Linked DNA regions of Homo sapiens: region 1 is linked to region 2. The links are chromatin loops, found by intact Hi-C in ENCODE. Cell type or tissue: MCF 10A. All regions are shown on one strand. Each heading gives the region's core, and the rest is flanking DNA. Links, peaks and the distances in the headings are about the cores only. Region 1 overlaps PALS2 (protein associated with LIN7 2, MAGUK p55 family member). Region 2 has its middle 33 kb from the start of CYCS.

Region 1 (8,345 bases), core at 292-8,291, 430 kb before region 2:
TGCTTGCTTTTTAGATCTAAAATTATATATCAGGAAAAAAATTATTGACCTACTGATTTAAGGATTAATATTTAGCTTTTCTAGAGTAGTTGAAAATGTTCTGAATGCTTTCTATGAAAATCATCTAATTATAAATAACTAAGATTTTATTACATGTTCCCAGATTTCGTTATTTTAAAATTATTTTGTATGCATCGATCACAATACTTTTACCACACTAATAATATAATATGTCTACTTGTGTTATTTGAATTTTGTTGGTTACAGAAGTATGATAAACAAATAGAAAAAGAACATTGTTATTTTGACTAATTGTGTACTTTCTTATTAAAGTTTACATGCTGATTAATGCTAAGGCAATTCTTTAGAAGATAACATTTGAATTTCTATAAATATATATAAAACAAGTCTGTTTTAAGAAAGCAGTTGGGCTGGGCGCAGTGGCTTATGCCTGTAATCCCCATACCTTGGGAGGCTGAGGTGGGCAGATGACTTGAGATCAGGAGTTCGAGACCAGCCTGGCCAACATGGTGAAACCTGGTCTCTACTAAAAATACAAAAATTAGCCAGGTGTGGTGGCACACGCCTGTAATTTCAGCTATTTGGGAGGCTGAGGCAGGAGAATCACTTGAACCTGGGAGGCGGAGGTTGCGGTGAGCAGAGATCACGCCACTGCACTCCAGCCTGGGTGAAAGAGTGAGACTCCATCTGAAAAAAAAAAAAAAAAAAAAAAAAAAAAGAAAGAAAGAAAGACAGCAATTGGTCTGAACCTTCCATCAAATACCAAAAATGCATAATTTAATTAGAATTTAAATTAAAGCAAATAAGCAAAATAGCCCAAATTTCGGAGATCATAACTAACAGTGTTAACTGACATACTTTTATTAATAATGCAAATGTAAAAGAAATGTGTATACACAAATGAATTTAAAATGGAAAATAGTTTCGAGACTTCTTCAGTATTTGTCTTACAATGAATTTAATGTTGATCATTTAAATTTAAGATGAGCATATAAATCAGAGCAAGATGATTAAAAAAGTATTTAAGGCTACCAAATATATTTCATATCTGACTTCAACATCAACTTTTATTGTTTAATTTTGGTTTCAGGGCCTTTTCACAGAGTTCTAATACATCTGAAATATATACCTTAAATCAACTACCTATATTATATTTCAGGATGTTAATTGGATCATAGCATTTACTTGCATTAAAAATTATGCAGTGTTGGTTGGAAAATCAAGTGAAAAGATTGAAGAAAAGTGGAAGAATGGTGGGATAGAATGATTATCAAACTCTTGTTGATTTAAAGTTAGATATTAAAGTAGAGAAGAAGTTTTATTATCTTTCTGATACCAAAATCTGTTAATATTCTAATAACTTGATTTCCATTTATGAGAGACAAGTTCATTATCTGAAGTACTAAATACATTGTCAGTTACAATTAAATCAGAGTGGTTTGACAAGGATTTTTTAAATTCAGTGGCAAGTGATACAACTATAGTATTTTTAATTGTGCTATGTGTTTTAGGTATTTGTGAAGTGTCATTTTGATTATAATCCATACAATGACAACCTAATACCTTGCAAAGAAGCAGGATTGAAGTTTTCCAAAGGAGAGATTCTTCAGATTGTAAATAGAGAAGATCCAAATTGGTGGCAGGTTAGTATGCTTCTCAGAAGTTCCTCAGCTACTTTTCTAATTTTAATCTTAGATCTGATCAATATCTGAATAGTCAGGAAGAATATTAGCATTTGTTACAATGATTTTTCCCACATGAACAGCTCCTGCTTCGTGGCTACTAATTTTGTGGACATAAGATCAAATTGGGAGGGAATTTGCAACTTAATAAGTGCAGAATTAACCAGCCTGTGGCACTAACCCATTGGTTTAGGGATTAGACCAATTGGTTTTTTTCACATGGGTAATTGCATTAAAATATGCTATTGGCCAAGAAGAACTCACTTGGGTCATCCCTTTTCAAAAGATAACTTGGGTTTTGTTTATTTTAAGTAGGAGACTTTTACTGTGAAATAAGTGTGTCTCTTGTCTCCTCTCCCTCATGTTCGTTCATAGCAAGTAAAGCATCATTTCTTAAGGTCTTAATGTCTATTTGCTCCCCTCTTCTCAGATATTGGGAAATGGAGGTTCACTCTATCAGTTTTGTTTGGTTTTGGATTAAAATCTGTGTATATGGAAAGAGATGTGTATTATCACTGTATTTTTCCCTCCTTTTTTCAGAAGATCTGTTTAATGGTATTCTTTTTTCTTCTCCTAATGCAGCTTTCAGAAACCCCTAGCAGCAGTAATAAGTCTGTTTTTGTAATGGTTTATGTTAGCTAACAACCACAATATTCAGAACTGGAAAAACTGACAGGTCAGGAAGTCTGAAATGCCTTAAACTATCAAAGCAAATGAGAGTTTTACTAAAGAACAAGGAGTAAGAGGAAAGGATCCAGGACTTAGCACCAAATTCTAAAATTAACTGAGATGTTGGTAACTCACATTAGCTCTAAATTATAGATCTACTTCTAAGGAGAAACAAATCACAGAATGAGAACAATCTTACTTATGTGTCCTTAAATTTAACTTAAAACATTATGTATAAGTGCACTATGTGTTGAGACAGCTAAGAAATGGGTAAATTAAACAGAATCCATGATTTCAAGAGGTTTCCCCTGAACTTTTTTTAGATCCCTCATTTAAAAAATCTCTCTGTGGCTGTTTCCTTTATTGAATTATTCCAGTTTTCCATTTTTTTTCTTTTTCCTATGAATACGATCTCTTAGTTTTCTCTTCTAACCTGTCACCATTCTCTCAGTTTCTCCCTGCATTTTGATAGTTGGTTACTTTAATTCTGTTTTTCAGGATTTTAAGTGCTTAAAGTTATACTAGATTTTCTATGCTAGTTGTAAGGATAGAAATACTAACTTTGTGAGATAAACCACTAACAGCCAGTTCTCCAGCCACTATTTTAAAATATTTCTCTTTGGAGCTTATTTTAAGTTAGCTGTTTTACATTAGGTGAAGTTTCGCCTAGTTTAAACTTACAAACTCTTGGGATATTCAGACTCCTGGTGGCATAAATTAAAATCTACACTTTATATTCCACATAGTATCTCCTTTTCATTTGGTTTGGCCTGAAATACCAACATAGTAGGATTAAGGTTGACAGTAAATATCTTACTAAAGGGTGCTAGATAAAATGTCCTGTTAATACATCTTATTTAGAATAGCATTTTCCTTTTCTAACTTAGTATCATAAATAAGAAGTTTTAGCAATTTAATTTGTATTTTGGTCCCCACATTTCACTACCAGATGACAGATATGAAGAATTTTAGGTGCCAATTGATTCTTCAGTGCTGAATTGTTTAAATATCTTAACTGACAATGCTATGGATTTAAATCTCAAGGTTGTTTTTAAGAGCAAATGTGACTTTTTTGACTGACCACTGCTTGTCTTACTTAATAGAATATGGTCTCAAATTTTGGTCACTGAGATGTACAATTCATTAATTTGATTCTAGGCTAGCCATGTAAAAGAGGGAGGAAGCGCTGGTCTCATTCCAAGCCAGTTCCTGGAAGAGAAGAGAAAGGCATTTGTTAGAAGAGACTGGGACAATTCAGGTGATGAGCTCGACACAATAAGTAACAAGCAGTCCTTTGTGACCACCTTTCTTTGTCTCTTTTGTCTAAATAAGCAAATGCATTTATTTAAAATATGTCTAGAATGAATCCCTCCCTCTGCTTTCTCTCGCTCATAAGTAATCTTTTTTGATCCCGTTCTGCCACCTGCTGGTAGAGTATCAAAATTCAGTGGCTTAACTCACCTCCACCCTCTTTTGCTTCCTAGGATGCCACATTGGGGAGATAATTCTCCCACCCCTGTAAAATACTATAGGGCAATTTTTTCATATTCTGATATACTGCTTAAGTTATATTTGTTTTATCATCCTTCAGGACCTTTTTGTGGAACTATAAGTAGCAAAAAAAAGAAAAAGATGATGTATCTCACAACCAGAAATGCAGGTAGGTTTTAAATACTTTTTGAGAAGTCCAAGTGAAGTAGCTATATGTCATTTAGTGTGGCATAAACTCTGAATATACAGCTTTAAGTGAGTGTAATTCAGATTAGTACCTAGTTGCAAGGGGCTGACATATGAACACATGGTGCAATATAATATAAATTATTTAAAACCCACATTATATATACTACCATGTGCTTTATTTTGTGAGTATAGTTTACAACACAAAACAAATTGGTTAAGATTTTTGTTTGTCTTAATCAAGAAGCAGTATCATAATTGAAACTATTTGTCCAGAGAATTTTGAAATAGTAATTTATGTGCCATTTCTAAAGGATAGAATGCCTTTGTCAAGATGTTAAAAGAGTTATGTTTAGGGCAACTGTATCCTGCCATAACACTGACCATGATAGTTTTAGAAAAATAGCACTGGACCAAATAAATCTTAGTCTGATCTAATAGAATTCTGTCTTAAATCTTTTAGTCATACAGAAAGAAATATATTTAAAAAGAAAGAAATGGTAACTATATGAGGTGATGGATATGTTTAATAGCTTGATCGAGGTAATCATTCACATTGTACACATTCATGAAAACATCAAGTTGTACACTTTATATACAATTCCTGTTTGTCAGTTGTACCTCAGTAAAGCTGAAAAGATTTTTAAAAACAATGTAAAATAAGACCCCAGACCTGGATTGGCTACTCATTGGCTATTAAAAATAAATAAATAGGAAAGAAGGGAAAGAATGGAAACTACTATATTTATTCTTCCCAGTTGCAGAGGATGACAGAAATAAAAAACAGCTCTATGAATCAGAAATTTCTGGAGGCTTAATCAAAGGAGTTGGCAATTTTAAAAGTACTTTCTTGACTTCAGAGCTACCTCTATGCTGGTAATAAACTAAATAGCACACCATAAAAGAAAATAATATAGAAGGAAGAAGTAGGCTTGCTTTCTCTTAATATTGGTTTAATCTACTGTGGGGAAATTGTGCAAAGAAAGAGTTACTATTAGGATAATAAGCTAAGGAAGGAGTGTTATTACTACAGATTGAGAGTTACAGTAATAACAGGTAATATAATATTTCAAATCATCACTTTGGCCCTATTATTCATAAAATATATGCCCATAAGGCTTTTTTGCAAAATAGAAAATTTGTAATTTTCCCATCGACTAAGATTATAATTTTGGGTTATGTTTCTAGTGAAACAGTTGGATCTAAAATTTATTTTATATGTAAATTTCAAAATCTTAATATTTAAATGTATGTTGTCAGTAAATGTCAGTATGTTGAATTCTAATCAAACTGATAATTGTTGATTTGCCATACAATATTTATTCATTTATATAATTGGAAGGTCACTTGTTCTGTGGAACTTACTTAAGCAACCACGCTAGGTTTACTCCTGTCCTCCGTATTTGCTACATGCTTTCTATATATACTGGTTTGTAATTTGATTATTTATATTAAAGGATTTTTACTGGCAAATTGATAATAAGTTTCAGTGGATAGAATCTCTGATAAGTAAGGATAAAACATAGAATTTTTCTAGCTTGATTAGATAAATTTTTTTTTTTTTTTTTTTTTTTTTTGAGACGGAGTCTTGCTCTGTCACCAGGCTGGAGTGCAGTGGCGCAATCTCGTCTTACTGCAGTCTCTGCTTCCTGGGTTCAAGTGATTCCCCTGCCTCAGCCCCCTGAGTAGCTGGGACTACAGGCGCACACCACCACGCCTAGCTAATTTTTTGTATTTTTTTAGTAGAGACGAGGTTTCACCATGTTGGCCAGGATGGTCTCAATCTCTTGACCTCGTGATTCGCCCACCTCGGCCTGCGAAAGTGCTGGGATTACAGGCATGAGCCACCATGCCCAGCCCGATTAGACAAATTTTTAAGGGCAAATGGATGGAACCAGATGTTTAAAGCAAGATATAAAATAATTTACTGGGGCAGGCACAGTGGCTCATGCCTATAATCCCAGCACTTTGGGAGACTGAGGCAGCAGGATCATTTGAGGCCAGCAGTTTGAGACCAGCCTGGGCAACATAGCAAGATCCCATCTCTACAAAAAAAAAAATTAAAAATTAGCTGGGTATAATGGCTCATACCTGTGGTTTCATTTACTCGGGAGGCTTCATTGAGCCCAGGAGTTCAAGGGTACAGTGAGCTAAGATTGCACCACTATACTCTACCCTGGGTGACAGTGAGCCCCGGTCTTAAAAACAATAATAAAATAATTATTATTTATTGTACTTTACCAAATTTGTAAAAACAAATCTATGCTAAGTGGGTACAAGTCAAGTGATATTTAACTATCAAGACAGCTAAGCCATTACTAGACAGAATTGCAGAGATTTCTTTCATGTATATAAAAGTTGACTTTGTATTCCCATTTCCTTTTTCATTTAGAATTTGATCGTCATGAAATCCAGATATATGAGGAGGTAGCCAAAATGCCTCCCTTCCAGAGAAAAACATTAGTATTGATAGGAGCTCAAGGTGTAGGCCGAAGAAGCTTGAAAAACAGGTTCATAGTATTGAATCCCACTAGATTTGGAACTACGGTGCCATGTAAGTTTTCTGTGTTTTCCTTGCTATGCAATTGGCAGGAAAGAGTATGGGCATATGGAGGAAAGGGGGATTATTATCATTAGTTATTGTTATTCCCAAATAAGTTTTCTTTATGGCAGTGAAAGTGAACAAGTAAAAGACATTGAAAAATTTAGTAATTCTGTAGCTGTCTTGAAATAGTGCTGCAGTGCTGTTGGCTTGCTGTCTGGTGGCAAGTGCTTCTCTAAACTATTCAGTTCAGAAATGTTAGAATTAAATGCCTACATTTAAGACTCGTGGCAAGATAGGCATTTAGGATTTTCTTGTACTGATGTCTATCTAAAAAGTTGGATTTTTCAGCCATTTTAGTGTAAAGAAAAGGGGAAAGCTTCTGACCCTTGGACATACCCAGTGTGGCAACAGCTGTGTGAACTTACGTGGCCTGGCTTGTAGCTCTCAGTCATGCAAGGTCATAAACCTGATTTTTGATAGCACATAAGAGTGATTCATCTTTTACTGCAGGCAGCATTCATTAAGGTTACAGAGTCTGATGTATAGAATAAAATAGTACTGATGAGAAGTATAACCATTAAGTGAACCAAGCACTCATTTTATGGTCTTTGCATTCATTTCTCTATTTGCATATTTACATAGAAAGTTAAATAATCATGTCAGAAGTATGCTTGATGAGAATGGAATTAGATCAAGGAATTGGATGATGTTAGTGATTTACTGTAATGACTAATACACATTTGTCTCTGACTGTAGGGACTAATAAACATTTGTCTTTGTTTTTGAAATACGTGGATCTTTACTTGTGAACTTAGATGTTCTCTCCCTTGAAGAAAGCAGGAGATAAGCTAACATTGCTTTCATTCCCATTGCTGTGCTTCTATTTCTGACCAAGCCCCCTTTTAACATGGCATTCCTTTAGGTATATTAATGCCTTTAAGCTATTTTGAGTCAAATCCTAGGCTAACTTTAACCCTATCTCTTTTAATTGAATTTTAGAGTTTCCCTGGTTTTGTCCAGTATATTTTGGGTTTAATTCTCAGTGAGTACTCTTATTGCTAAAATTCTTAAAAGTTAGGGAAATAGCCTTGTCATTGCCCCCCTGTGCTACTTATAATCCCTTCAGTGTAAATCTTCTGATTCTACTGCAGGCATTGTAAATCACTAAATTTAGACAAATCCTACTAAAGTGGTTAACAGAACAAAAACTTCACTGTAATCAACGTATGTTAAAGCTGCACTTGTGAAGTAAAAAGTTTTTCGCTTTTATCAAATTCATATGTGCCCAATATTTTTAGCAAGTAGTTCTTAAAGACATATAATGGGGAAAAAAATAACCCCTTCTCTTCCCCTGCCTCACTTATGAAAAACAGTCACTTTTCATTGTTTTTGCTATTTCTTTTGGTTGTGTTCCATATTTCTTAATAATGTCTTTAGTCTGCTGTTTCCTGCTTTATGCAGTTTAGGCCTTATCTGTTGACTTCCTGACTGTCCTTCCAATATAAAGATAGCTGTATTTTCAGTTAGTTCAATTTCACTTTCTTGAACAGCCCTTTCCCCTTCTGTGACCCAGGAATCTCTGGAGTTCTGTTTTTCTTTATACTACCTGATTTTATATATATATGTGTATACAGTTTTTTGTTGTTTTTTAAACTAAAGACTTGTTTATCCAGTAAGTCAGGTTCTTTTTTTTTTTCCTGGAGACCTCTGTCTCAGAACCCTCTGTCTTTCTGCTTCAATGAGGACTACAT
Region 2 (8,345 bases), core at 250-8,249:
AAAGTGTTTTAGAATGGTGCCAGGCAGCCAGGCTCAATCAATATTGGAGTGCCTGCTAGAGTCCAGTTACTTTTCTAGGGGCTAGGATATGGTGGTAAACAGGGCAGACACTACACTCAGAGCGTCTGGGGTGTGGCAGAGTGGCTAAGTGCACGGGCTCTGCTGCTAGCCTACCTGAGTGTGAATCCTGGCCTGTTCCCTATTAGCTATGCAGCCTTGAGCAAGTGATTTTACTTCATACCTGTAATATGAGTTGCTATGAAGATCGAATGGGTTAAAATTTGCAAAGCACTTAGATCAATAACTGGCATATAAGTGCAACTAAATACTTGTTAAATCAAATAAATATAACAATTCTAAATGTTGGAAAGATTAAATGCATTAGTACAGTCATATGCTGCATGACATTTTGGCCAATGGCGAGCCACCTATACAACTATGGTTCCATAAGATCGTAATACCATATTTTTACTGTACCCTTTCTATGTTTGGATATGTTCAGATACACAAATACTTGCTGTTGTGTTATAATTGCCTACAGAATTCAGTAGAGTACCATGCCATACAGGTTTGTAGCCTAGGAGCAATAGGCTATAGCATCTAGCCTGGGTGTGCAGTAGCCTTTACTAAACCTACACTACCTAGGTTTGTGTAAGTACACTGTATGATGTTCATACAATGATGAAATCACCTAACTATGCATTTCTCAGAACATATTCCCATCGTTAAGTGGCGCATCACTGTATATACAAACGCACTTATACCGGAGATTTGCTGTTTTTAAAGTAAAATTGTCCCTTCTGGTGTTTTTTTCTTTTCAAAATAAAGCAAGACTCCTCCAAAGGTGGATCGATAGCTCCTCTACTTCTAGAGACAAAAGACTGCCAGGAACTTTCAGAGGAATTTTTTTTTCTTTTTCTTTTTTTTTTTTTAAGATGGAGTCTTGCTCTGTCGCTCAGGCTGGAGTGCAATGGTGCGACCTCAGCTCACTGCAACCTCCGCCTCCCAGGGTCAAGCAATTCTCCTGCCTCAGCCTCCTGAGTAGCTGGGATTACAGGCGCCTGCTACCATGCTGGGCTAATTTTTGTATTTTTAGTAGTGACGGGGTTTTACCATGTTGGCCAGGCTGGTCTTGAACTCCTGACCTCAGGCGATCCGCCCACCTTGGCCTCCCAAAGTACTGGGATTATAGGCATGAGCCACCGTGCCTAGCCAGACTTTTTTTTCTAGCTTTAAAAAAGACCCAGATAATCCAAACTACAGTCCTATCATGTTATCACAACCATAAGAAGTGGATATTATGAATATCATTCTCACAAGTAAACAGAGGCTCAAAGGCTCACCAAAGTCACAGAGCTTTCTGTCTTTTTGATCAAATCTTTAGGCCAGAAGCAGTGGCTCATACCTGTCCTATAATCCCAGCACTTTGGGAGGCTGAGGTGGGTGCATCACTTGAGGTCAGGAGTTCAAGACCAGCCAGGTCAATATGGTGAAACTCCGTCTCTACTAAAAAATACAAAAATTATAGCCAGGTATAGTGGCACACGCCTATAATCCCAGCTACTTGAGAGGCTGAGGCAGGAGAATAGCATGAACCTGGGAGGCAGAGGCTGCAGTGAGCAGAGATCGCACCACTGCACTCTAGCCTGGGGGACAGAGCAACACTTTGTCTCAAGGAAGAAAAACATCTTTAGCAAAGGTCTTGAGGTGAATGTTGCATTTCAGTGTGTTTGCTAGAGGACAGCTAGCAAACTTCATTTGCTAGATCAGGCCAGAACAAGTACACATAACACACTATCAACACAAATGTGAAGAAGCTAGATTGCTCCATTATTAGAGATAGAAAAGCTGTAATAGTGAAAACTCTAAAGATCACGTATAGAAAATTGCAGTGACAGGAAAAGACCCTGAAGCTGCTGAATGCTAGGTACACAAGTCAGCCCTCCTCTTTTGTGGGATAGGATAACACACCCTCCCAAGTGCGCCACTCACAGCTTAACTATATGTGACTTAGTGCAAGGGCCCTCCTCACCATTCACCCCCAGCTTTGACAGATTTCAACCCCATTATTGTTACCAACAACCATAAGCACAGAAGTGTTTTCTTTTCTCATTGTCAAGGGAGTCCAGACATTCCTGATAGCAAATGTACGTGTGTCAATGTAACCTTGACAGACGGAAACTCAAACTCAAGTACAATGGCAACCTTTATATGCTGTAATATATGCACAATGATGGACTTGGTAATGCTTCTCCCTCGCCCCCAACTTCTTAGAATGTGCAAAATGTGCCTGTTAAATATCATAATCCTTTTTACTCTGAGCACCTTTTCCCCTGGAGCCTTGCAAGTGCTCTCCATATAATGGCCTATTTTTAAGAGTCCTCTTGAGACTGAAATGACATTCGGGCCTTAAATCTAATGATATCAGAGCCTGTCCTTATTTTAAACATTTCTAATATGATCAGAAAGACGCCTGAAAAATGAGCTCTTCTTGCCCTTGGCTTCTCATGTGCCCTAGGGAAGTCCTGATTTAGAAGACGGCCCCCTAACTCAAGTGCAAGGTGCAACAGCTGCTGACATATGTGACTGTGAGCTGATGTTGAAAATTTCTGAGGCAGGGCACAAACCTTTGACCCATCTCCCAGGCTTCTCTGGATAAAATGTGGTTTTTTACAGATCAAAAAGGAGACAGATAAGAAAATGAAGACTGAAAATCTTAGAATTATGAAAGAGAGAATCATATACATTTTCTCTTTAAATACTAATCATTTAAAATGTGTAATTTTAAGGATGCATTAAACCTGCTTGACTGTCCTCACAAGAGAAACTTCCTTCCTTTTCTTAATTCTGTTCCTGGACTTCTCCCCAGCTATATTAGCTACAGCCAGCAGTGAAGTCCCATTGAGTATTCTGTGCACTACTGGAAATCCTGTGATTCACTCCGTGGGCAGTGCTGAATTAATTGTTAATCTGGTAGTGGGTGTTACTTTTTCTACTAGATTGTGAATTTCTAACTCTTGAGATGTCAGGTAAAAGCACTTCTGAGAGAAGAAAAAGGATACAAGGACAAAGAATCTGAGATTTGCCTTCTCTCTGGAAGCCTTTTCATCTTGCCATAGGGAACAGTTGAACCATCAAAAGCCCATTTATAATTAGTGTTAGTGAAACCAGGGGCTTTGGGGAATATTGGTCGTGAACAAAGGCAAGATTGGCAAATCTTGTTAAATTTTGTTAAACGGAAGACCCAGGATTTTTAAAAGCTGAAATACAGAATATAATATTAGTAAACTCATATGATTCTGCTTAAGATAATTTTTAAAACAAATGTTAAAAGGGTAAATTTTTAAAAAGAAAATTATATATATGTACTTTTATATATATGTAGGAACGTACATATATATACGTATATACATAGGCATGGACTTTTTCCTGGAAATTACCATAGCTACAATATGTCACTGGTCTATATCATGTTAATTAGCACTTGATCTGTGAAAGAAATCTGAGCGTGAGGTAATTCAGCACTGTCACCCAACTGGCCACATTAATCTTGAGTATTTTCCCCAGGGGATTAAAATCTGTCACCTGATGTGGCTACCAAGGTGAAATACATCCTCTCTCCTATGCTTTGCTAAGGACAGAGAGGGGCCAATTTGAGCTGTGCTAGAACAGGTTTGTTTGAATGGAGCCAGCATGTGAGCCCACTCAGACAATGGTCTGAGTTCTTCATTGAAGTCGTCTTCTTCCTCTGGTTCCAGTGTAGCCAGTGATGCAATTTGGTTTGCCCTTTTGCAGTGAGAACCGATTGGCCATAAGGTACTCAGCCTACGTTTCCTGCTCAAATGCAAGCAAATCAGTTGATTTACCAGCTCTGAAAATGTTGTGATCTAAACTTGTGCTAATAGAAACCCAAAGAAAGTGACACACATAAGACGTGTGGAAGTGCCTAGGGCTTCTTGGCATTCAGGAGCAGGGGAGTAGAGCATGCTGTACTTAATCAGGATTCGATTCTGTAGCTCTTTACCATCTACGAAATTATTTTTACCACATCCTATTAAAATTGGGAGGCAGCCTTGTTTGGTAGGAAAAATATAGCTTTGGAGTCAAGCAGAGCTGTATTTGAACCCTGGTGCTGCCACTTAGAAACTCTGGGAGGGACCTCAGGCGCTGAGCACTTTACCCCCTCTAACCTCCATTCCTCATTGGTAAGTGTGGGTGATGATGTCCAGCCGATAGGGATGCTGTGAAGGGTGAGAGATACCATATTCAAGTTCTTAGTAGAGAAGCTGATCCAAGGAACGTGCTTTGAAAACCAGTGACCTAGATCCTATTACCATCTTCCCATGTTTAGTCTTCTTCCATTCATGCTCATGTGGCTTGCTTTTTTTTTTTTTCTATCTTCTCCCGGGATTTAGAAATTACTTCCGGCCGGGCGCGGTAGTTTATGCCTATAATCCCAGCACTTTGGGAGGCTGAGGCGGGCGGATCACGAGGTCAGGTGTTAGAGACCAGCCTGACCAACATGTGAAACCCCGTCTCTACTAAAAATACAAAAATTAGCCGGGCACAGTGGCGTGCGCCTGTAATCCCAGCTACTCAGGAGGCTGAGGCAGGAGAATCGCTTTCACTCGGGAGGCAGAGGTTGCAAACAGCCGAGATCGCGCCACAGCACTCCAGCCTGGGCGACAAAGCGATACTCCGTCTCAAAAAAAAAAAAAAAAAGAAATTACTTCCTTGACAAAATCTCCTGTCTTGAATTACTAGTGCCTTTTTGCTGTTATGAATGGAATTTTTAATCATTTAAAATTTAACTTGGTGTAGAAATGCAGTTTATTTGCATAGGTGTATCTTATACCCTGCAACTCTGACTTTTTCATTTCCTTCATTTTGTCATTGTGGTTGTTGATTTTCCTAAGTATGTCAATAATTGTGTAATCAGTACTTTAACCAAAAGGAAGTACAGTGAAAATAACTTTATTCCTTTCCCCCACAGGCTTAGTGGGACTGGTTCCTGCCCTTCCCTGTCCCGTGATTTCTCTGGCCAATCTTAATAATTGTTTCAGCTGCAACCCCAATTGGAACTCACACTGGCCAAAGTGGAGCAGCTCTTGGGGGCCCCCTGCTGGGCCAAGTGTGACCTCTTTAGTTTCTGCATGGCAGGGCTCATGGAGGGTTCCAGCATCAGGGTCATGGCAGCCAGGGCGGTGGGTGAGTGAACACCAGGGGTGCAGGCTGGGGCTATTTACCAACTAGTACAGGAGATTTGAGTATTTTGACAATGGGTCCGGCCATAATGGTGTGGACTGGCTCAGTATCAGCTCTACTCTTAGGTAATAAAAAAAAATCCTCTGGTCTTGTCTAGGGCCAAGCCACTAGTTAAAATTTTATCTCATGCATTAGTCAAAATGCAAATCTTTAGGCCGGGCGCGGTGGCTCACGCCTGTAATCCCAGCACTTTGGCAGGCCGAGGCGGGCGGATCACGAGGTCAGGAGATCGAGACCATCCTGGCTAACACGGTGAAACCCCGTCTCTACTAAAAATACAAAAAATTGGCCGGGCATGGTGGCGGGCGCCTGTAGTCCCAGCTACTCAGGAGGCTGAGGCAGGAGAATGGCATAAACCCGGGAGGCAGAGCTTGCAGTGAGCCGAGATCGCGCCACTGCACTCCAGCCTGGGCAATAGAGCGAGACTCCGTCTCAAAAAACAAACAAACAAACAAACAAAACAAACAAAACAAAACAAAACAAAAATGCAAGTCTTTAAGATGAAAGCCTTTCCTCTACCCCAACTTGAGGAAAGGTGGGAAGATCAGCCTCCTCTCTGTTTCCTAGCCTGTACCGTCTGCTCCTCTTTCCCAGTCACCGTGGCTCTGGCAGCTCCACGTTTGACAGGGTGGAGAATGGGGGAAGAAAATGATCAGAAGCGGGAAAGGTGGAACTTCACAGACACAGATGTAATCTGGCACTGCTGCCTCCTGAGGATTTAGTGGCAGGCAGGATCAAATGTTGATATTGCCGCCCAGTGGACACAAAATGTAATGCAGTACTTAGATCAGGCAGAGCTTTCTCCCCTCAGCCTGCAGCTGACTCAGTGGAAACACGAATACAAGCGTGAGCCACTGCGCCCGGGCTCAACCACCTTTTTAAATGATATTTTTCTTTAACTGTAGACAACTGCAAGTATTTTTAAAAAGAGAAAGAAAGCAGTATAATGAAACTCCCTGAACCCATTACCTGGCTTCAACAATTATCAGTTTATGGTAATCGTCTCCATCTTGTCCACTCTTGTTTCATCTGTTCCCCAACCTACTCCTGGCCTTGCCTCTAGGTTATTTTGATGCAAATCCCAGACATTATGTCATTTAATCTGTAAATATTTCATTGGAACACCTGAGAAAATCAAACACTTTCTTAATATCATCAGTTATTCATGCAGTCATTATTTACATTTTCCTAATTGCCTTATAAATTATTAAGTTAGTTGGCTTGAATTTGGACCCAAATAAAATCCATGCATTGTCATTGTTGATATGTTTCATTTTTAAGTCTTCCAACAATAAGTTGCCCTCTATCTTTGTTGTTGTTGTTCTTACGATTTCTTGAAGAAATAGGTCATTTGTCCCGTGGACTTTCCCACAGTCTGGGTTTTGTTCACTGCACCTATGTGGTCATTTCGTGTGTTCCTTTATCCCCTGTATTTCCTGTAAACTGTTGGTTGAAGCTGGAGGCTTCACTAGTTTTGGGATCAGTTGTGTTGGCAAGAAGGAGTTGCAGGTGGTATTCTGTATTCCTGTCAGAAGACAGAATATCCTGATATCTGTTTTGTTTTTGTGATGTTAGCCATCACTGATAATCACTGCTCAGATTCATTAATTCACTGAGCATTGGGAAATGGTGGCACCTGCTGCTCATGTATTAGCTTTCCAGGTAGTAACTTTTATAAAGAAAACTTTATCAACTTTTTGGTTACCAAGGTAAGAGTCCTTACAGGAAAGGCAGGACAAATAGTTGATCGTTTCTCTTTATTTACCAGTTTTCAAAAGCACTGTGTCAGTTTCCTGGCAGTGAGTTTTGTTTGTTTGTCTTAATATAATATTATCTTGAACTCATGCATTTAAACATATTTGATGTGTGTCAATCTGTTGTAGTGCTGTGGTAGACAGAATAATGCTTCCCCCAAAGAGATCTATGTCCTAATCCCAGGAACTTGTATGCTGTTATGTGGCAAAGAGGAATTAAGATTCCAGATGGAATTAAGGTTACTTATCAGCTGACCTTAAAATAGGGAGATTAGCCCGGATTATCCCAGTGGGCCAAACGTAATCACAAAGGTCTTTACAAATAGATAAGGCAGGCAAAAGAGGAGGGCAGAGTGATGTAATATGAAGACTCTACCATTGCTGGCTTTGAAGATGGAGGAAGGTGGCCACCAGCCAAGGAATGCAGGCAACAACCTCTAGGAGCTGGAAAATGGCAAGGAAACAGATTTTTCCCTAGAATTGCAGGAAGGAACACAGCCCTGCTGACATTTTGATGTGAGCTCAGTGAGACATGGGTTGGATTTCTAACCTATAGAAGTGCCACTTTGTGTTGTTTTAAGCCACTAAATTGTGGCAATTTTTTACAGCAGCAATAGAGAACTAATACCATTACTATCCTTATTGACACTCATATTAACCCATCTTTGGCCAGTGTTATCCTTTTCAAGTTGACTTCCAAGATGAGGGTTTTCTTGCTCCTGATATGACAAGATGTTCCAGGGCCACCTACGGGTTAACTGGTTAATATTTAACTTCTAACCCAACGTATCTGTTGAAACTTGTCCTCTCGAATGTCATTGGTGATTTTTAAATGGAAAAATCCAGTCCTTGTCCTTTTTGTTTTTTTCTGCAGCATTTGATACTACTCTCTTACTCTTTCCTTTTCCAAATGACATCTATCCTCCCTATCCTGTCATTGCCTTTCTTGGGTTTTATTTCCTAGCTCCCTAAAACTGTCCTTGGGCCTCATTTCTTTTTTCATTTCTTTCTTTCTTTCTTTTTTTTTTTTTTTTGAGATGGAGTTTCGCTCTTGTCACCCAGGCTGGAGTGCAATGGCGCAATTTTGGCTCACTGCAACCTCTGCCACCTGGGTTCGAGCAATTCTCCGGCCTCAGCCTCCTGAGTGGCTGGGATTACAGGCACCCGCCACCATGCCCAGCTAATTTTTGTATTTTTAGTAGAGACGGGGTTTCACCATGTTGGTCAGGCTGGACTTGAACTCCTGACCTTGGGTGATCCACCCCCTCAGCCTCCCAAAGTGCTGGGATTACAGGCGTCAGCCACCGTGCCCGGACTTTTTTTTTT

Evidence for each region. Hi-C counts contacts between places; a loop is a spot of excess contacts. Peaks named below come from ENCODE experiments on the same cell type or tissue, not always from the same donor. Only the 100,000 strongest peaks of a DNase experiment are listed, where the experiment ranks them.
Region 1: a loop joins it to region 2, with 5 times the contacts of the local background. A loop is called at or near these places in 8 of 110 quality-filtered maps.

What each region holds. Positions count from the first base shown.
Region 1 is chr7:24,662,058-24,670,402 of GRCh38, forward strand. PALS2 (protein associated with LIN7 2, MAGUK p55 family member) reads left to right here. Exons shown (of 12, transcript NM_001303037.2): 6 at 1,533-1,664; 7 at 3,531-3,630; 8 at 3,964-4,032; 9 at 6,442-6,603. Among named protein-coding and RNA genes, the nearest start is that of GSDME, 91 kb to the right of the region's middle. In MCF 10A, for the core only: a CTCF peak has its summit at 3,791 (motif pointing left); a DNase peak (open chromatin) is centred at 3,794.
Region 2 is chr7:25,088,394-25,096,738 of GRCh38, forward strand. No RefSeq gene overlaps it. Among named protein-coding and RNA genes, the nearest start is that of CYCS, 33 kb to the right of the region's middle. RefSeq lists enhancers at 5,767-5,816, 5,837-5,916. In MCF 10A, for the core only: CTCF peaks have their summits at 5,104 (motif pointing left) and 6,020; DNase peaks (open chromatin) are centred at 5,118 and 6,018.